Linked DNA regions of Homo sapiens: region 1 is linked to region 2. The links are chromatin loops, found by intact Hi-C in ENCODE. Cell type or tissue: gastrocnemius medialis. All regions are shown on one strand. Each heading gives the region's core, and the rest is flanking DNA. Links, peaks and the distances in the headings are about the cores only.

Region 1 (10,881 bases), core at 1,669-9,668, 180 kb before region 2:
GTACACAAATCCGGCTTGTTGCACAAATGGAAAATCAGGTGACTAGGCGTTGGTGGCCATAGGTGTGAGTCGGACAGCAAAGACAGAGACCAGGCCAGTCATGGCTATACTGGCCAGGAGAGTGACTTAAAGTGCTAAGTGCAATGTAGGGGGAAAAAACGGGGTTTTAGCAGGAAAGTGAAGGGACCGATCTACGTTTTAATAAGAGTACCTTGAACACTGTATGAGCGGGTGGCGAGAGACAAAGCAAGGTGCCGGCAGGTTATCGCGGTGGCAATGGAAGATGTACTCTGGAGGTATATCAACCATTTCTGTGGATGGATTGGATGTGGGAGTGTGGGAGGTGCAGAATCAAAATCCATCAAGTCTTTTTACTTCGGCAATTATGTGGAATGAGTTGTCATTCACTGAGATGGAGAAGATTCATGGAGAAATAAGTTTCCATGAAAAAAAGCAAGAGTTTAGTTTTGAACATATTACATTTCAGATGTTTGAGAAACATCCGCGTGGAGTTGTCAGGTAAGTAATTTGGATAAATGAGACGGGAGTGCTGAGAGGAGAGCTGAGCTGGAGATATAAATTTGGGAGTCATTAGCATATAGATGGTTTCTAAAGCCATGGGAATATAACTCAAGGAGAAGATAGAGAGGACGTGGGGCCAAGCTCTGAGGACCTTCAACCTTCAGAAGTTGTTCAGGTTCAAGCCAGAAAAGGCTCAAAACGCTAAGCAGAAAGAATCGTAGATGTAGGAGAAAAACCAGGTCTCAGAAGCCACGAAAGCAGAGTTTCAACCAGAGGGGGTGGTCCACAGTGCCCAGTGCTGGAGAGAGGCTGCGTAAGAACAAACGAGAGGAGCATCTAACTGGGCTTGGCATTGCCCAAAGCTGTTGGTGATGCTGTCTCAGGGGAGGAAAGATTAAATGGGAAGGGAAAATGGGGCAAGAAGTGAAGTGAGTGGGGTCCAGGTAAGTTCTTTAAGAGGCAGACGCTCTTACAACACAATGTGCATTGGGGAAATGAGAGAAGACAATAAAGGAGAGAGGGGACCAGCCAAAGGAACAACCTCTTTGATGAGGCAGAGGTGGGTGTCCAGCACAAGTGGAGGCCTTTGCATCTAAGAGGAGAAAGGACGCTTTTTCTCAAGAAATGGAAGACAAGAAAGTGAGTGCTCTTGGTGTCACCTTCTTAAATTGCAGTAACATATAAGGCAAAGTGAGCAGCCGGAAAGAAAGAGGCAGGGGAGGGTGGGAGGAGTGGGAGGTCTTATTAGAAGCAAGGGATAGATATAGGGGGGGTGCTGTAGAGAGTGGGAGCTCATACCTCAGGAAACCGGGTACTGACAAGGAGGGAAGAGCCATCTGCTGATGTGAACTTACAGTGTCCTCGGTTTACCCAAATGTTTACTACCAAAAAAAAAAAAAAACACCCTAAAGCTTCAAGGGAAAGAAACTAAAACACAGACCACCACAGTCATTTAAAGCTATGCATTTGCTCAGGAAGTGCAATAAAAAGCGTGTGGGTAACTGGGCGTGGTGGTGGGCACCTGTAATCTCAGCTACTCAGAAGGCTGAGGCAGGAGAATCTCTTGAACTTGGAGGCGGAGGTTGCAGTGAGACGAGATTGCATCACTGTACTCCAGTATGGGCAACAGAGCAAGAATCCATCTCAAAAAAAAAAAAAAAAAAAAAAAAAAAAAAAAAAAAAAAAAAAAAAAGGGTAAAAGTGAGTGGGGAAAAGGCAGCTGAAAGAACATGAGTGAAATGATGAACTTTGGAATCTCAGGTGGATAAAGACAGGAGTCATGGCAGGAGGGCTGGGGAAGGAGAGAAAGCGGCGAGGGACTCCCGTGGAGGTTAACACAGCAAGGGCTCTGCAAGCACCGCAGCTGTCGCTGGAGACGCGAATGCTTCATTTTGTTATTTTGGAGGTGAAGTAACATCTAGTTCGACTCTGTTACACTGAGAGTGTTCGATGAGAATAGAGTAGAAGAAAATGTCACTGAAGATGAGCAGATCAATGAATGAAGATACAGGATACTGAGGGGACCATTCATGTAAATAATGAGTTGCCAAGAAAACGGACAGAATGGCCAGGCGCAGTGGCTCACGCCTGTAATCCCAGCACTTTGGGAGGCTGAGGCGGGCGGATCACCTGAGGTCGGGAGTTCATGACCAGCCTGACCAACATCGAGAAACCCCATTTCTACTAAAAATACAAAATTAGCCGGGCGTGGTGGTAATGCCTGTAATCCCAGCTACTTGGGAGGCTGAGGCAGGAGAATCACTTGAACTCGGGAGGCAGAGTTTGCAGTGAGCCGAGATCGCCCCATTGCATTCCAGCCTGGGCAGCAAGAGCAAAACTCCATCTCTAAATAAATAAATAAAAAAGAAAAGAAAACGGACAGAATTTGGAGAACTGGGGGTGGCAGACAGGACAGATAAACATCCTCAGTGAGGTGGCGGGGGGCAGGAGGTTAACAGATGACAGTGGCAACACGGGGTGGGGGGAGCACAGCGCAGCGCAATGGCATGAAGATCAGGGGCTTTTACTAGAGCCATGGGAATGGCAGCTTGGCTGGTGTTGAGGAGGAAGCATCTCATGGCCTTGCCGGAGCCAGGCGTACATTGGGACGGCCTCCAGAGAAGGCGAAAGACCCAGCCAAGGCCAGGTCACCACAGAAATGTTCTAAAATGAGACTGAGAATTTAACAATGGGGTTTGTGATTGTGGGAAAAATTCCAAAAGCAGAGTGTATCAACTATCAAGAAAAATGATGAAATATACTTATTTGGGGGGCTTTATAGAAAGGAGGAATTCTGTGCTACACCTATTATATATCTAACTCAAAAGTCACTTATTCAGTTCCTTTTATACGCAATGGACTATGCTTCTAACAGACTTTTCAGCCACATGCAACAAAAAACCAAGTAGGAAGGGCCCATAGGTTGGTGCACAGGTCAGTATGTGATACCCCAACGCAAACACATGGTAAATGACTGGCAAAAGTCAATAATGGCTATATATATTATATATGGAGGCATTTATACAAAGAGGAATATATAGAAGGAGGAATTTAAAATCATGTCTAGAGTAATATAATAGATGTTAACAATCATGATAATAGTATTTCAAAGTATATTAAACAAAATGGATTCATTTCTAACCCAACCAGTAAAATATTCTTTGAACCAAGATTTTACTAGGATGCCAAATTTAAAAGTTAAAAAAATTCCAGCTTTTTGAGTAATGAGCAATTTCAGTCATCAATAAAATTAATGAAAATGAGAGAGCAAATTACACTAATCCATTGGGTAAAGAAAAACTTAAAACATTACCCAAATAGAAGCTTTCTTTTCTATTGCTTTTCATCAGTAATAGGTATCAACTACATTTAACAAAAACACTGTTGCTGAGATAACTCACCCTCTTGGTTTTTAAATACACTCAAGATATGTCATGTTTCAATAAATGATGTCAGCGTTACACTGTGTGAAAAAAATACAAAAAAAAAATTTAAGTTTCATCTATAAATATTATTCCATTGACATTTCATAATTAAAGTTTCTAAAGAATGAATTCAAGGCCGGTGGCTCACGGCTGTAATCCCAGCACTTTGGGAGGCCGAGGCAGGTGGATCACCTGAGGTCAGAAGCTTGAGGCCAGCCTGGCCAACATGATAAAACCCAGTCTCTACTAAAAATACAAAAACTAGCTGGGTGTGGTGGTGTATGCCTGTAATCCCAGTTACTTGGGAAGGCGAGGCAGGAGAATCGCTTGAACCTGGGAGGTGGAGGTTGCGGTGTGCCGAAATGGCTCCAGCCTGGGCAACAAGAGCGAAACTCCATCTCAAAAAAAAAAAAAAAAAAGTGAGAAAACATTGGAGAACATAACTTGATTGAGTGAGAAGGAAATGGCAGCTTAGAGCAGACCCTGAAAGCAGGGAGGCAGCTAGCTGGGCCTGATCTCCTGCTGCAGAAACAGGCAATACATCCGTACTGTGTGAAGCCCCTAAGTTTGTCACTATTTGTCATGCAGAAACAGGTAAGTAAGACATATTATAACTCGGAAAAAATCTCAAACCTGTTGCACAAGAAGTTATTTACCATTGTAAGCTCTCTGCGAAATGTTTTGGAAACCCAAGTTGAGAACAGCTTTGATCAGAGGCAACTGAAGGCGGGCAGAAGAAACCAAGCAGTAACTACTCAGCTGGTGTGTGTGTGTGTGTGTGTGTGTGTGTGTGTGTGTGTGTGTGTGTGTGTGTGTGTGTGTGTCAGTTTGGCAGACGCCTTCTTTTTTTTTCCCCTCTAGTGCATCATGTTGAAACTGTAGCTAATGCCGGGCGCAGTGGTTCACACCTGTAATCCCAGCACTTTGGGAGGCCGAGGCGGGGGGATCACGAAATCAGGAGATCGAGATCATCCTAACCAACACAGTGAAACCCCTTCTCTACTAAAAATACAGAAATTAGCCAGATGCAGTGGCGTGCACCTGTAGTCCCAGCTACTCAGGAGGCTGAGGCAGGAGAATCGCCTGAACCCGGGAAGCAGAGGTTGCTGTGAGCCGAGATTGCACCACTGCACTCCAACCAGGTGACAGAGCGAGACTCCATCTCAAAAAAAAAAAAAAAAAAGAGAAAAGGAAGCTGTAGCTTAGAACAGGAGAATGCAAGTGATTATTATCAGGAATTGCATCTGTGAGGGAACCTGAGGACTCAAGCCAGCCCAGCAGAGGGCAAGGCAGCACAGGGCATGAGTCATTCTCCTGATGCTACCTTCACAGGATATCAGACAAAGGAAACTGAGCACCTGCCCCATTTGATGAAATAAAGCAGATAAAAGATAATACATTTAAACAATTAGATGTGTATCTTTTATATCCAAGCAATATTGTACAGAAAGGCACCACCTCTACCTTATGACAAGTGTTACTACCCATACTCAGGAAACCCCGATGTTGCCAGCACAGAAGCCAGGACAACAGAAAGCTGAACAATTCCTTTTGCCCAATGTGAACATCTCCAATAAGGCTCCAGTTTGGAAGACTTCTGAAGGCCTTTCAAATTCATAATAAATGCTATGAACTGCCACACTTAATCCCCTGTATTCTGGCTGGGCCAGCTGTTATAATACACCACCCCACAGTCATTGCTGCTTGGTAGTCGAACAAACACGCTGGAGTCAGAGGCCAGAGTCCTTCCTCATGCCACCAGCTTCCCTGAGCCTAGTCCCAACACCATTCCCCCCAGGGCACTTTGCTGTGGCCTCACTGGGTGTGCCCACGTGGTCTTGCCCTGAACCCCAATCTGTAATCAGCACCAGCTCTTCAGGCGTTGACCATAAAAGGCACTGAATGATGGTGGTGTTTTTTTGTTTTCTGTTTTCTGTTTGTTTGTTTTTTTGAGATAGAGTCTTGCTCTGTCTCCCAGGCTGGAATGCAGTGGCATGATCTCACTACAACCTCCACTTCCCAGGTTCAAGTAATTCTTATGCCTCAGCCTCCCGAGTAGCTGGGATTATCAGGCGCCCGCCATCACACCCAGCTAATTTTTGTATTTTTAGTAGAGATGAGGTTTCACCATGTTGGCCTGGCTGGTCTCGAACTCCTGACCTCAAGTGATCCACCTGCCTCGGCCTCCCAGAGTGCTGGGATTACAGGCGTGAGCCACTATGCTCGGCGGATGGTGCTGTTAACAACAGTATCTATCCTTGACAATATAGGGCTTCTTCTGACCACCTCAAAGATGCTACTGCATCAGGCTTTACCAAATTCTTCTCTTGTTACATGAGTTTCAGCTCAAGAATCAGATCATGGGGGAAGCTTCAAGAGCAGCAAAACTTGTAATTTTTGCCCAGTTGCCCTACAAGAAAATAAAGTTTTGACTCTTAGGCATAATCACCATGGTGAGAACCTATATATTAATATCTACACACAAGTATCTATATCTCTCCTTTTAAATATACTCTTTAGATGGCTGCTCCTTACGACAAAGGTTTTATTTGGTGATTTGATGATAAAAAAAATCACTTTTCTTTATGGTGACTATTATGCCATCATCTTTACTAACAAGTATATTATCAGGAATCTCAAAGAAAGTGGCATTCATGTTATAGCCTTCATTACTTCAAACTATTCCGGATTCCCCATATTATTTTACATATTTTCACTGACTTTTAAGCAAATGCTTTAATTTTCCCTTTTTTTTTTTTTTTTTCTGAGACGGAGTTTCGCTCTTCTTGCCCAGGCTGGAGTGCAATGGCGCCATCTCGGCTCACTGCAACCTCCGCCTCCTGGGTTCAAGCGATTCTCCTGCCTCAGCCTCCCAGGTAGCTGGGATTACAGGCATGCGCCACCACACCTGGCTAATTTTGTATTTTTAGTAGAGATGGGGTTTCTCCATGTTGGTCAGGCTGGTCTTGAACTCCCGATTTCAGGTGATCTGCCTGCCTCAGCCTCCCAAAGTGCTGGGATTACAGGCATGAGCCACTGTGCCCAGCAATTTTCTACTTTTTTTTTTTTAATTTCTTAGATGGGGTCTCATTCTATCACTCAGGCTGGAGTGCAGTGGAGTGATCTTAGCCCATCACAGTCTCTGCCTCCAAGGCTCAAGCGATTCTTCTGCCTCAGCCTCCTCTGTACCTGGGATGTGCCACAGGTATGTGCCACACACCCAGCTAATTTTTGTATTTGTGGTAGAGATGGAGTTTTGCCATGTTGCCCAGGCTGGTCTCAAGTTCCGGAGCTCAAGTGATCTGCCCACCTCAGCCTCCCGAAGTGCTAGGATTACAGCATGAGCCACCGCGCCCAGCCAACTTTTCTACTTTAAAAAGGCAATTGGTGAAACCTCTTCTCTACTAAAAAATACAAAAAATTAGCTGGGCATGGTGCCAGGTGCCTGTAGTCCCAGCTACTTGGGAGGCTGAGGCAGGAGAATGGCGTGAACCCAGGAGGCGGAGCTTGTAGTGAGCCAAGATCGTGCCACTGCACTCCTGCCTGGGCGACAGAGCAAGATTCCGTCTCAAAAAAAAAAAAAAAAAGGCAATTGGTAAGTTGTATGAACATTTTGAAACTCAAACATTTTTGTGTTACCAGGAAATTCACTATAGAGAGAATGAAAACTACGACTATTTGTAAATAATACTATGACACAGACTGCGACAGGCCACTAGGCTGATTTGCAGGTAAAATTTTTGTTCTATCAAAACCTTAAAAACCACATGGACACACACACAGCCTTCCCCAGCCCCTGCCATCCCATCACACACCCTTCCCCAGCCCCTAACATCCCATTTGTGGATGTAACTGACATATAGGAAGACAGCCCATAGTTATCATTTAGGTTCACCTTGTCCCTGGAATTGTGCTACATAAAGAAACTGAGAAGCATTTCTACAAGAAAGCTACGGGTCACTTGTGAAAAGCCCCAATTCATCCCAGCTGAGGCATTTATCTTGTTGGAATCACTGGTAAAAGGGAAAGCCTTGTCTCTTAAAGACTTTCAGTTATAGAGGCTACATAAAAAGCAATGGCCACCACAAAGCTTAAACAGATAAACTATCCATTTTGTGTCTTCTCCTATACATTAGTAATTACTTTTAAAAACATCTCCACCTGTACCTTAGCCTCTTATTCCTCACCAGTATTCCTTACCAATAAGCAACACATATCCTACTGATATTTTGTTGATGGAGATAGAAATTAAATAGGTGGCTAATTCTTCTTCACATACGAGAAAGGAAAGTTATGGAATGAAAATGATGTCTCTAAGGTCCTAAATTTTTCAAACTAGTGCCACCTAATCTGTGACCATGGCTAAATTCTCTTGTCTCAGCTTTCTTCCATATAAAATGAGTTGTCTAACAAACAGTAAGCTCAATTAACATCTGATACCATTATTATTAAACTTTTTCTATTTATATGTATTTCATTCTCAGTTAATATGATGACAGAAGGGGATAAACATAACTTATCAACGACATTAATATGACTTCTTTCCCCTACTACATTCGTTAATAAAGAGGTTATAATTAGGTTTCAAAGACAGCATTTCATTAAGGTGATTTCATTCAGATACAACTATTTGCATATAAGTGCAATAAAAACCTTAGAAGTTTCTATTTGACTATGTTAGCTTCATAAGTAGAAATAATACACATGCTTTATGCTTAGGTTAAAAATCAGCCTAACAATATATTCATGATTAGTTCAAAAGAGCAGACATCAATTACCTATAAGTTTATAACTGTCAACACATAACAATTACAAATTAGAAACAGAGTAATCAAAGTCAGGTCATAATCAATGTCCAGAAGGTCAAAGACATGCAGAGGCCAAATGCATCTTCTAAGTGTTGCCTGGATCAATGTCTTATATTTTACAAGTGTAAACATGGAAAAATCAAGTTATTTTTAATACACTTAAGAAATGAAGTGATTTTTAATACATCCCATATAGTAAAAACATAAATTTGAACTAATGTCATAACACCCTTCTGGTGTCCTTTTCATTAAAATGCACTACCCTAATCATGTTTACAATTGATATTTCTCTGAAGTATAAATTACAGATTGTGTTAACAAATTTGCAAAATGTGGCAAAAATATCCATTGCCAACATATATTCATTCAAGTCAATCAGTGTATACTTAATGAGTGTCTTCTTTCTCCAGAAACTTTACTAAGATGGAAAGAAGGCTTTCAATTAAAGCCCAGAGAGAGAGAGGCAAAAAAAAAAAAAACCCAGGTCATTATAAAACATGAAAATCTGTGAAGTTATAAAGATGCCCACTGGGTATGAGGGTGATAACAGAGATCATTTCCAGGTAACAGAAAAGACTTTATAAAAGGGTCATGTCTGAGTTGAGCCGTAACTGAGGAGTATTTGACCAGATGGGACTGAGGAAGGAAAGACGATTTGCAGCCTAGGCGATCAAAGGAGCAGGGCGACGGGGAGAAATCCATGGAGCGTGTCCAACTACAGTCAGTCTGGTGTGAGATGCTGCAGTCCCAAGCGCATGGAGTGATGAAGATAAAGCTGAGGTCTCCAGGTTGCGGAGAGCCTTAAGTATTAAGGGGCTTGGGCTTTATTCTTTGGGCAATGATATTTACTAAACAGTTTCAAGCACAGGAATGCCATGGTCACATTTTTCATTGTAAAAGAACATGCTTATAGCAGTGGAGTAGATATTGAAGAGAAAGACTGAGCGAAAGAAGAAAGCCAATGACTATCTAGTTTTTAAAAGATAATCTAGTGAGATGCAGACAAGATGGTAGAATAGAAAGCTCCACCGTTCGTCCCCCGACCCCGCAAGGACACCAAGTTAACAGCTAATCTACATAGGAAAAACACCTTCTTAAGAACCAAAAATCAGGTGAGCACTCATGGTACTTGATTTCCACTTCATATCCCTGAAAGAGGCACTGAAGTGATTTAAAAAAACAAAAACAAAAACAAAAAAAACCCGTCCTGAATCTGCTGACACCACGCCTCCCTTACTGGGGGCGAAGAGCATCTCTGGGCACTAGGGGAGGGAGAACACAGCAATTGTGAGGCATTAAATTCAGTGTTGTCCTGTTACAGCAGAAAGGAAAACCAGACCAAACTCAGCTGATGCCTGCCCATGCCAGGGGGAATGCAGATCCCTGTGGTCGGAACTTGAGTGCCTGCAAACCTTGCCACAGAGGGCTACAGCACTCTGAGTCTCCAGGTCAATGTGAAAGGCAGTCTAGGCCATAAGGACTACAACTATTAGGAAAGTCCTAGTGCTGAACTAGGCCCAGAGACAGTGAACTGGGGGTGGGAGGGCACGTGACATACTGAGACACTAGCTGGGACAGACAAGGGAGTGCTGGCATCACTGCTCCCCTAATCCCAGGCTGCACAGTTCTCAGCTCCAGAAAAGACCCCTTCCTTCCACTTGAGGAGAGGAGATGGAGGAGTAGGGAGGACTTTGTTTTGTATCTTGGATACTAGCTTAGCCACAGCAGGAAAGGGCAACAGACTGAATTGTGAGGCCTCTGTTCTAGGCCCCAGCTACCAGACAACATTTCTAGACACACTCTGGCCCACAAGGGAACCCACTGCCTTGAAAGAAAGGAGCTGGTGCCAGCAGCATTCATCACCTGTTAACTGATGAGCCCTTGGGTCACGAATAACCAGCAGCAATATCCAGGTACCACGTCGAGGGCCTTGGGTGAGGCTCTGGGACATGCTGGCTTCAGGTACCAGCACAGCTACTGGGGTCCAAAATGCCAAGTGTGCTCTTGGGGTCCCCAGTTCCAGGACTTGACCCTTGGATGGCATTTCTGGACCTGCCCTGGGCCAGTGGGAAGTCCACTGCTCTGAAGGGTGAGTCCCAGACCAGGTGGCATTCACTACAAGCTGACTTAAGAGCCTTTGGGCCTTAAGGGAACATCAGGGCTAGTCTGGCAGTACTCCTCATGGTCTGGGGTAGTGGTGATTACAGGGTGAGGCTCCTCTGCCTTTGGAAAGGGGAGAGAAAACTGGGAAGGACTGTATTTTGTGTTTTGAGTGTCAGCTCAGCAGCAATACCAGGTTGATGTCTAAGACTTTTGACTCTAGTTCCTGACCCCCAGATGGCACCTCTGGACCTACCCAGAGAGCCTGGCAGACCTCACTGCCCTGAAGGGGAAAAAACAGGCCTTTATCACCTACTGATTATAAAACCCCAGGGCCTTGAGTGAACATAGGCAGTAGCCAGGGAGTGGTTACAGCAGGACTTGGGTGAGACTCAGCCCTTTGTTGGCTTCATGTCTGACTCAACAAAGTCATAGTGGTGGTGGCCACAGGGGTGCTTGTGTCACTCCACCTCAAGCTTTAGGTGGCTCAGAACAGAGAGAGAGAAACTCTTTGTTTAAGAGAAAGC
Region 2 (10,881 bases), core at 880-8,879:
ATGCCAACTGCTTTAAGAAGACTTCTTTAATTCTCCCTTCCTGTCACCCACATAGAAAGTTATCCTTTATTCATTGTGTTCTACTTTGTATTATGGTCATTTCTGCTCATGTTTTATCTCCTTATGTAAATTCTCCGTGAGGGCAGTATCCACATCTAAGTCACTTTTTAATCTTAACCAGAACCTAACAGTGTATTCAATAAATATTTGATGAATGAAGGAAAGCAATTCTACCCTTTCTTCTTATCTCATATTCTCCTACTTTCTTATTATAATTGTTATTTGTCTCTATTTTGAATTTTTTTAAGCCATCCTCTCTAATTGTGGAGCCCAGAAGCTCCCTTTAAAACTTGAGAAGGCCGAATCATGGCATTCGTCACCTCAACCCCTCAGGTGGCTCCCTGCCTCACTCAGAGTAAAAGCTAAGCTTCCTCTATTGGGAAGGCCCTGTGTGATCTGCCCACCCTTGCTGCTTTATGCAACTCTGCTGGCCCTGCCTCCGGAACTCAGTTAGTGCCACGCCTTTGCCCTTCCTGTTTCCTCTGCCTGAAATGCATTTTACCCTGTGTGTCCTCATCTCTTGATGCTTCAAATTTCTGTTTAAAAATTAGCTATTTAGTGAGCCTCTTCCTGACCACTCTATTTTAAACTTCAGACCCTTAACAATCCCTTCCATCCCTGCTCCAGCACTCCCATCTCCCTTCCCTGTTTTATATTTTTCCCTCTAATATTAATTTAGTTGAGCCTGTGTTTTTCTTCTACCAGAGAGTAAGCCCCAGAAGGGCAGGAATTTGTTTATTTCACCCATTGCTGCATCCTCACCTCAAGAAAAATTTATGGCACATAGTAGCTGCCATTTATCTTATTTTGATCAGTTGAATTAATGAAAGACTATATTTTATACTATAATTAGACAATCATCTTCAAATCAGTGGCTCCAAAGAAAATGCCAATGATGTTATATAGATATTAAATCTAGAAATGAGAATAATTTGCAGCTGTTTTATGCAGTATCATAAAAGTTACACATGTTCATTGAAAAAAGTTAAAGTGGTTTGGCTTAGAAAAGCTTTTTCCTGTCTAAGATGATGAGAAAAAATTCAGTCTTTTTTTCCTGGATTCTGTTTTACTTTTAATTTTTTATTTTGAAAGTTTGCTTCACCTTAAGTCATTTTGATTTTGGAAGGTATAAATTTTGACTTATTTTCCCTAAATGGCCAGAGAATTGTTACATTACCCTTTATATACTTAAATTAAATTATATCAAACATCTTCCTATCAAATTTAGGAATTCCTATCCAATTTAAATAATATATCAGTGCTGTTTTTATTATTTCAAGTAACTTTATTAATAATTGATTACTTAATGTCATATATTTATTCTTTCATATATAATAGGGCTAGTGATCTTCATTCCATTTGGCTTTTCCAACCAATCTTATGAAAAGGCAGAGTAGACTGTGTTTTTCCACTTAATGTATAAATCTCAAACAATTTACTATTTTGTGGTTGTTTAGAGATACTTATTAAAGGATAGAGCAAGGACTGGAACCTAGATTTCTAGGTTTTTCTTACAACAGTTCTCTCACATATTGTAAGTGAATCACTTGGTGAATATCAAACCAAACACACTGATACAACCAACACCCAAATCCAGAAACATTGTCAACACCACAGAACCCCATCTGTCTCTTTGTAGTCACTACCCAACATTCCCACATGCTAACCTTCTTCTGACTTTGGCCAACAGACTAGTTTCACCTGTTTTTGTACTTCTATACATGGAATCATAAAGTATGTAATTGTTTTGTGTCCAGTTTCTTTCATCAACATTCTGTTTGTGAGATTCACCCACATTATTGCATACAACTATAGTTGTAAGTAAATCCTTCATGTTTATCCCTGTCTAGTATTTTCTTGGATATACCATAATTTATTTATCCATCGCTTCCTCGATGGGTATTTGTGTGACCTCCAATTTAGAACTGTTACAAATAGCACTGCTAGGAAAATTTTTACACTTTTTTTGGAGAAAGTATCTACGCATGACCAAGGACATATTTCTGGGAGTGGAATTGCTGGACCCTAAGTCATGCTTGTTTGGCTTTAGTAACTAAACTAAAGCTGTTTTCCCAACTGATTTTTCAAATTTAAACTCTTTCCAGTGCTATATGAGAGTGCTGTTTGTGCTACAGTCTCACCAATAATTAATATTTTCTTTATTTTGCATTTTAAGTATTCCAGTAGGTATGTAATGTTATATCCTTGTCATTTGAATATTAATTTTATTGTGACTAATGAAGTTAACAACTTCTTCATATATTTACTGTCCATTTGGATATACTCTTTATTGAAGTGTCTTTTTAAGACTTTTGACTGTTTTTCTCTTGGCTTGATTTGGTTTTTTATTTATTTGTAGTACTTTTTTCCATCTATATTCTAAATGATATGAGGCACTTGTCTAGTATTGTATGTATTGCAACTACAGTTACCCACTCTGTGAGTTTCCTTTCCATTCTCAATAATGGCTTTTATTGCTCTTTTTAAAGTTACATACTTTGTGAAGAAAAATGTTTACCTCAAACATACTTGTGTATTTCTTCATAATGTTTCCTCAACCAGTTTCAACTAGCTCACAGTGAAATACATATACATTAAGACACATGACTTGGAAAATAAATTGGAGCGATTGGAAATGAAATAGAATAAACAACAGAGAAATAATAAAATAAAGTGTAATTAAAGTAGAAAGCTTGGGCTCAAGAAAAGAAGCATCAATTTTGTCATTCATAAGAGTCAGTATATTTATCAATGGATGTTCAAATTTAATTCTGAGCTTCTTGGCATCTGTTGCTGAAAGGAGAACATTATACACATCTCATTATCACAAAAGGAGAAGCCCATCAATCCCTATAGGGAACTGAAGCTTTCTCTACACTGAACTCTCTGAGAAATTGGTCATGTCACATTTTAAATACATGCAACATACCATATCTACATTTTTATCTTTTGCAAGAAATGCAGTGAAAATATCATCCACAAAAGATTTCAGTGAGAGCTAAGTACACGTTATTAAAATGTATCTTGGCAAATTGGATTTTGCCTGATATTAAATTGTTGTAGTACATGTACGTAGACTTTCGGTGGTCCAATTTGATCTGGAAATGGAATTTACAGTGCTCACAGAAATGTGTAGATTGTATATATTTTAGTTATTGTTCTCAGTTCATTTCATGATGGGAGCAAGATAGCTGCGTTTTTGTAGTTGGCAGGGAGAAAATGTGTAATATGATAAGAGCACAGAGCTGAACGACCTGAGAGGGTCTGAGTCCAGGAAAGTTTCCTGAAGGGAATCATGTTTGGTGAAATATAACAGTTGAGAAGGACCTAGGGGAGTGTGCAAAGGCTGAGAGAGACCAGGCTCCCAGCTACTGTGGTTTTCAATCTTATTTTCTGCCTTTTTTTTTTTGCCATAAATAATTATGTTGTAAGTTCTATTCATTATATACATGTTAAAAATTATTTAGATTGCATATATATTTTATATATTTTGAGAGCATATAGAGTGTATATACCTACCTGTATGTTTGTATAGATTGCAATGTACATAATTATAATACCTTATATGGAATTTTATGGATTCCTTCTAATATGCTAATATTTTACATGTTGTTGAAAGCTCATAAGCATTTAAAAGGCTTCATAAAATTCTATGCTTTGAATTTGTCATAATTTACTTTGTCTTTCACTTAGGTTGTTTTCAAGTATTTACTATTAGTGTATACATAGGGTTGAAATTAGTATCTTTCTATAAAAAGTTTTTTCTGTATTTTACAGTATTTCCTTGAAATACAATTTCTGAAGTAGATGTACTGGGTCAGAGAGCTTATCAATCTTAAAACCCCAATCAAGGTTTTATTAATACTGCCACCTGCTGTGCTTGAATGTGCCTATTCTAGCTCCTCCTGTGGCCTGCCTAAGGGGCTTTTGACTTCCCGGACCTTGCCTGCTGTCTACCTCCTCATCTGCCAGTGTTGAGGGTCAGGATCTCAGCACCTCTGAAACCTATTCATGATACAAATGAGGGGGTTGCAAACATCTAAGGCTGTAGTTCTCAGATTGCAAATTGTAATCACTTGAAAGATTCCCATTTAATTCTTCTAAGTGTTCTGGGGTTGATTTAATTAGTCTTTAATTAGGGGTTGAGAACATCTGGGTACATAGTATGATGGGGAAGATCTCAGAAAACTATTTTCTAGATGGCTACTCAATTTTCCCAAAGACATTTATTATGTAATATTTTATTCCCCATTGCTTTGTGTGTTCTTTTTCTTTTTGTGTGTTTCATAATTCTACATAATAGAGATATTTGAGAGGAATTTTTAACGAATGTCCACAGTTTTAATTATTGTGGTAATTAAACCACAACTTGGTAATATGTTTTAGAAATTGGTGGGGCTAATTTATCCTGTTAATTCCCAGAATGTTTATTTTAAATTTTAACATTTTACCGGTTTAATCTTCCAAATGACCTTTTAATAAGATGTAAAGTCGAACATCATTTTGAGTTGGAAATGATCATATAACTCACTAGCAAATAATGATCATTGTATAACAGTCTTCACTTATAGTAATATAATTTATCATTCCATGCTTATAGGTATACATTTTCCTAATAAATATTTTTATATTTATTTTATACCAAGCCATCTCACTAACCAATGTTTTCACTGAATTGCATGTATTTTATTTTAATCATGTTCTTCTACATTTTGAAAAATTTAAATCTACAAATAAATATAGAAATAGAAAAAGAGGCATTTATTCACCATCTAGATTTAATAAACAATATTTTTAATTGTAACATTATATTCTTATAAGTAAAACAATAACCTCACTAAGAGAGCCACAGCTTAATTTGTACTCTGTCCTTTCATTCCTAGAGGCAAGCAGGATCCTGAAATTTGTATACATTATTCCTAAATATGCATAATGAATATATATGTATTCGTATATCCTATAGATAGATGGATACAGAGATAGATGCAGAGATATAGAGATAATAGAAATTCAAGAACTGTTCTTCAGGTTACTTTTTCATCTGAGCTATTTGGTTACAGTGCAGGTTTCTGTAATGCCTTCAGGTCATATTCAGTTCATTAATAGCAGAATGCTATCAGTGTACGTAAGACGTTCAGATGTGACTTTCCCCATCTTGTTAGTATTTTGTGTCACAAAGTAACAGCAACTGGGTACAAATTATACTAACACAGCTAAATGCAGAGTGACACAGAGTAATAGTGTCATAGATTATACCTGTTTGCTATGGGTTCTTCTTCCTAGTTCTGTTTGTGCACTTGCTCTTGGAAGCATCTAATGTGAGGCAAGCCCAATCTTTGTAGATCCTTACAATGTCCCTATCATTTTTTCAAAAGGCATAGCACTATACTGTATTTACTCCAATATTTCATTTTTAAAGGTAAGGAATGTAATATTTTAACTGTGGTAGTTCATTTTAATTAGAATGATTATTAAATGCTCTGGTTACAAAGTTGCATGTATGTATAGAGCTTTGTAAACATTATTTTCCCCATAGGTTTCCCCATACACTTTGATATTTCTAGTTAGCCATTTTGTTAAATGGTGGTTCTCCAGGAATGCATGTCCTGTTAATAGCAAATTTGTTTACCTGCTATGTCATATTCCATTGTGTGAATAAACCAGCTTTTTAGTTCATTCTCATACTGAGGGTCCGTTAGGTTTCTACATTGCAGTATCATAACATCCTATTGTAGGATTCCTTGTGCATGAAGGCCAAAGTTCACCAGATTTGGAATTGCTGAAAGATGAGGTATAACTTCAACTTTAATAGAGTTTGTCAAATTTCTCTTCAAAGTAGTATATAAATATTTATATTGTGACCAACAGCTAATGAGAATTCTTTTTTCCAAATGCTTGTTTCCAAGATCATAAATTGTTGGTATCAGACTAAAATTGTACCAATCTGAAGTATATGAAATAATATCTTGTTTTAATTTTGCATTTCTCTGATTACTAGTGGTCATGTTTCCTTTTTATAGGAGTTTTATCATGTAGATTTCTTCCTCTTTAGTGTGCATATTCATAGCCTTTGCCCATTTTTTCTGTTACATTGTCAGTCCTTTTGTTATTGACATATAGCTGTACTTAACATACTCTAGATATGGATATGTTCTGGATATGGTATGTACATATTTTCTTGCAGTTAGCGACTTGTCTTTATACTTATTTTTACATCTTTTTAATACATAAATTTTAAATTTAACTTTAGGTATTTATACTTATCACATTCTTCCTTTATGGTTTTGGTGTTTTTAAAAAATTTTTGTCGGCCAGGCGTGGTTGCTCACGCCTGTAATCCCAGCACTTTGGGAGGCTGACGCAGGTGAATCACGAGGTCAGGAGATTGAGACCATCCCGGCTAACATGGTGAAACTCCATCTCTACTAAAATACAAAAAATTAGCTGCATGTGGTGGCAGGTGTCTGTAGTCCCAGCTACTCAGGAGGCTGAGGCAGGGGACTCACTTGAACCCGGGAGCCAGAGATTGCAGTGAGCTGAGATAGTGCCACTGCACTCCAGCCTGGCAACAGAGTGAGGCTCCATCTTTAAAAAAAAAAAAAAAAAAAAAAATTGCCTAGTTTCAAAAGAATTTTTTTGATCCTAATATTGTAAGGTTTCTTCTATGTGTTTTATTCTTATAATGTTCACACATACATTGTTAATTATTTAACTGCAAATTTACTTTTAAGATGGGAGGTAAGGCTTTCTTTTGATCTTTTCCATATGGAGAGCCACCAAGACAGTACCATCTATGAATACTAACTGAGTACTCTGTATTATGTCCCATTAGTCTCTTTGTCTGTCTCTGAACCAGTATCACACTGCCTTTATTGTTGTAGCTTTACAAATTTTGTATTTAGCGAGATGAGTTCCCCCAATTTGTTTATATCCTAGTTGACGTCGTTGCTTTCTTACTATCTATAGGAATTTTAGAATAAGCGGTCAAGTTTCATGAAAATTTCCTTGGAGATTTTAACTAGAATTTTATTCAAGGTGCAATTTGTGGGACAATATCAATCATCTTTTTTTTTTTTGAGACGGAGTCTTGCTCTGTCACCCAGGCTGGAGTGCAGTGGCGTGATCTCAGCTCACTGCAAGCTCCACCTTCCGGGTTCACGCCATTATCCTGCCTCAGCCTCCTGAATAGCTGGGACTACAGGCGCCCACCACCACCCCCAGCTAATTTTTTGTATTTTTAGTACAAAAAATTTAGTAACACCCCTGTGTTAGCCAGGATGGTCTTGATCTCCTGACCTCGCGATCCACCTGCCTTTGGCCTCCCAAAGTGCTGGGATTACAGGCATGAGCCACTTTTTTTTTTTTTTGAGATGGACTCGCTCAGCCACCCAGGCTGGAGTGCAGTGGCATAATCTCAGCTCACTGCAACCTCTGCCCCCTGGGTTCAAGTGATTCTCCTGCCTCAGCCTCCAAAGTAGCTGGGACTACAGGCCCGCGCCACCACGCCCAGCTAATTTTTGTATTTTTAGTAGAAACGGGGGTTTCACCATGTTAGCCAGGATGGTCTTGATCTCCTGACCTCATGATCTGCCCTCCTCAGCCTCCCAAAGTTCTGGGATTACATGCATGAGCCACCACGCCCAGCCATTTCAATTTTTTATATTCTTAATTTGCTAAGGGTGTTTTTCTTAATTGGAAGTAGTATTGAATTTTATCAGACACTTGCTGCATCTGTTGTGATGATTATAAGATTTGTTCCTCTTCAGTCTGTTAACGTTAATTATGTGAATACATATATTCTAATGCTGAATTATCCTTATATTCTTTTACATTATTTAATCATGATGTATTTAGCTTAAAAAAACAAGCATAAATTATTGGTGTCTCTGATTTACCAGGCAGCAAAGTCCTTCCTAGTGATCCACCACAAGGTGCTTTTGTCATATCATTCCAAGATGAGGTACTATTGCTAGGGTAGTCTTTTCAAAACTGTGTGTTATTGCTAGGGTAGTTAGTGTCTTCAAGATCAGGTATTATTGCTAGGGTAGTGTCTTAGTAGGCTGGGTCTGTCATAACACAATACCATAGACTGGGTGGCTTAAACATTTATTTCTCATGGTTCTGGAGACTGGGAAGTTCAAGGTCAAGGTGCCACCATTTTGGCTCTTGGTGAGGGCTCTCTTCCGTGCTTGCAGATAGCCACCTTCTTGCTGTGTCCTCACATGGCTTTCCTCCATACATGTTTGTGAGGAGAGCATCTCTCTCTCTCTCTCTCTCTCTTTCTTGTAGAGCCACTAATCCTGGCCTAAAGGCCCCATTCTCAAGACCTATTCTAACCCTAATTACTACCCCCAAAGCCCCATCTTAAAATACTTCACATTAGGGATTAGAGCTTCAACACATTAATTTTGGGGAACACAAACAGTCAGTATCAGGTAAGAGATGGGATTGCTGTGTTTGGCTCATCTGTCAAGACTGGAAGAAGGACCATCTCTTGGAGTTCTTGGCTGCCAGAATGAAACAATATTTCTATAAACTAAAAGAAATCAAAAACCTTCCTTTGGAAAGAAAACTAAATGTGTGTACCACATTTGCATTCTACAAAAAATATTTATTAGATTTTAATGATTTTTTTACATACTCATAATTTTTTTGCAGTGAGAACAGTTAAATCTACTCTCAGTGATTTTCAAGAATGCAATTCATTGTGATTAACTATAGTCACCATGTTGTACAATAGATCTCTTGAATCTATTTCTCCTATTTAACTAAAATTTTATGTCCTATCACCAACATCATCCCAACTCCCTCATCTCCCAGCTTCTGGTAAGTACCCTTCTACTCTTTGCTTCTGTGAGTCTGGCTTTTCTAGATTCCACGTATGATATGGTTTGGCTGTGTCCTCACCCGAATCTCATCTTGAATTTTAGCTTCCATAATTCTCACATGTTGTGGGAGGGACCCAGCAGGACATAATTGAATCATGGGGAGTGGTTTCCCTCATACTATTCTCGTGGTAGTGAATAAGTCTCACAATATCTGATGGTTTTATAAGGGGTTTCCCCTTTCATTTGGCTCTCATTCTCTCTTTGTTGCCACCATGTAAGACATACCTTTCGCCTTCCACCATGATTGCGAGGCTTCTTCAGTCACGTGGAACTGTGAGTCTATTAAACTTCTTTTTCTTTATAAATTACCCAGTCTCAGGTATGTCTTTATTACCAATAGGAGAATGGACTAATACAACATGTAAGTGAGATTGTGTGGTATTTGTCTTTCTGTGTCTGGCTTATTTCACATGCATAAATATTCTCCAGGTTCATCATAGTGTCATAAATGACAGGATTTCTTTTTTTTTCTCATTCCCTCAAGCACTTACTCTTTGTGTTACAATACTCTTGTAGTAGTTTTAATCCTTCTCTTTTTAAGGCTGAATAGTATTCCATTGTCTATATATGCTACACTTTCTTTAACTATTCATCCATTGGTGGATGCTTAGGTTGTTTCCATACCTTGGCTCTTGTGAATAATGCTGTAATAAACATGAGAGTGAAGCTATCTCTTTGAATACTGATTCAAAGAGAATAGAAAGAAGATATTCAAAGAATATCTTCTTTGAATACAGGTTCAAAGAAGAAAAGTGGAATTGCTGGATTATATGGTAGTTTAAATTTTAATTTTTTGAGGGACCTCCGTACTGTTTTTTATAGCAGCTGCACCATTTTGCATTCCTGCCAACAGTGTGCAAGGGTTCCCATTTTTCCACATCCCCACAAACACTAGTTATCTTTTGTCTTTTTGATGATAACGGTTCTAACAAGTGTGAATATCTCATTATGCTTTTAAATTACAGTGCCCTGATGATTAGTGGTACTGAGCATTTTTTCATATATCTGCTGGGCATCTGAATGTCTTATTTTGACAAATGTCTATTCAGTCCCTTTGCCCACTTTAAAAAATTTGTTCTTTTGCTATTGAGTTATTTGAGTTCATGTTTTTCTTTTACTATTTTGGGTAATTTTAAACAATTATTTTCATTGTAAAAGAGAAAAATTCTTATGTAGAGTCTTAAGAAAATACATAAAAGAGAAAAGATAAATCTCAAATCTCATTTTTTAGTGTTAATCACTCTTGAATTATTCCCACATCTCTACATGCCTTTTTTGTTTGTAGAATTGGAGTCATATCATACATATATCATACTATATTTTACATTTTAGTATGACCAATATATTCTCATTGCTAATTTATTAATGTTTTTTCCTTGATTGGATTTATTTATGCTTTGGTTTTCTTTGTATGCTATCTCTCGAACTGACATACCAATTCTTCCAGTTTTGATAATGGATTTCTTATTTCTACTCTCACATATTTTTTTCTTTTGCTTTCCATTATTAAACTTTTTTACTGAGTTTTTGAATTATTTATTTAATGCCTCTTTTTAACAGTTTTATTGAGATGTAATTCATATACATATAATTCACTCAGTTACAGTGTAACATACAGTGGCTTTTAGTATATTCTCAGAGTTGCACGTATATCACCACAATCAATTTTGAAACATTTTCCTCATGCTAAGGAAAAAAAACCCTTAATTATCATCCACCAAATGGCTTATTGGTCCCAGCTCTAGGAAATTGTTAAGCTATTGTCTCTAGAAATTTGCCTATTCTAGACATTTGTCTTTTGAAATACTTTTGTTTGTAATAGAAATTATTGTTCTTGTTATTTAAAAGATATGTAATTGTATTTTTGCTTCCCTCTTTTATATGGTTGTTACTTATGAGGAATTATTTTTCCTATTGGTTGGGGCTTTCTGAT

Evidence for each region. Hi-C counts contacts between places; a loop is a spot of excess contacts. Peaks named below come from ENCODE experiments on the same cell type or tissue, not always from the same donor. Only the 100,000 strongest peaks of a DNase experiment are listed, where the experiment ranks them.
Region 1: a loop joins it to region 2, with 14 times the contacts of the local background. A loop is called at or near these places in 4 of 110 quality-filtered maps.

The regions. Positions count from the first base shown.
Region 1 is chr6:162,552,135-162,563,015 of GRCh38, forward strand. All of the region lies in intron 1 of PRKN (parkin RBR E3 ubiquitin protein ligase), which reads right to left. Among named protein-coding and RNA genes, the nearest start is that of PRKN, 170 kb to the right of the region's middle. In gastrocnemius medialis, for the core only: no CTCF peak of the experiment used is centred there; no DNase peak of the experiment used is centred there.
Region 2 is chr6:162,733,193-162,744,073 of GRCh38, forward strand. The region is part of intron 1 of PACRG (parkin coregulated); the gene reads left to right. Among named protein-coding and RNA genes, the nearest start is that of PACRG, 11 kb to the left of the region's middle. In gastrocnemius medialis, for the core only: a CTCF peak has its summit at 3,930 (motif pointing left); no DNase peak of the experiment used is centred there.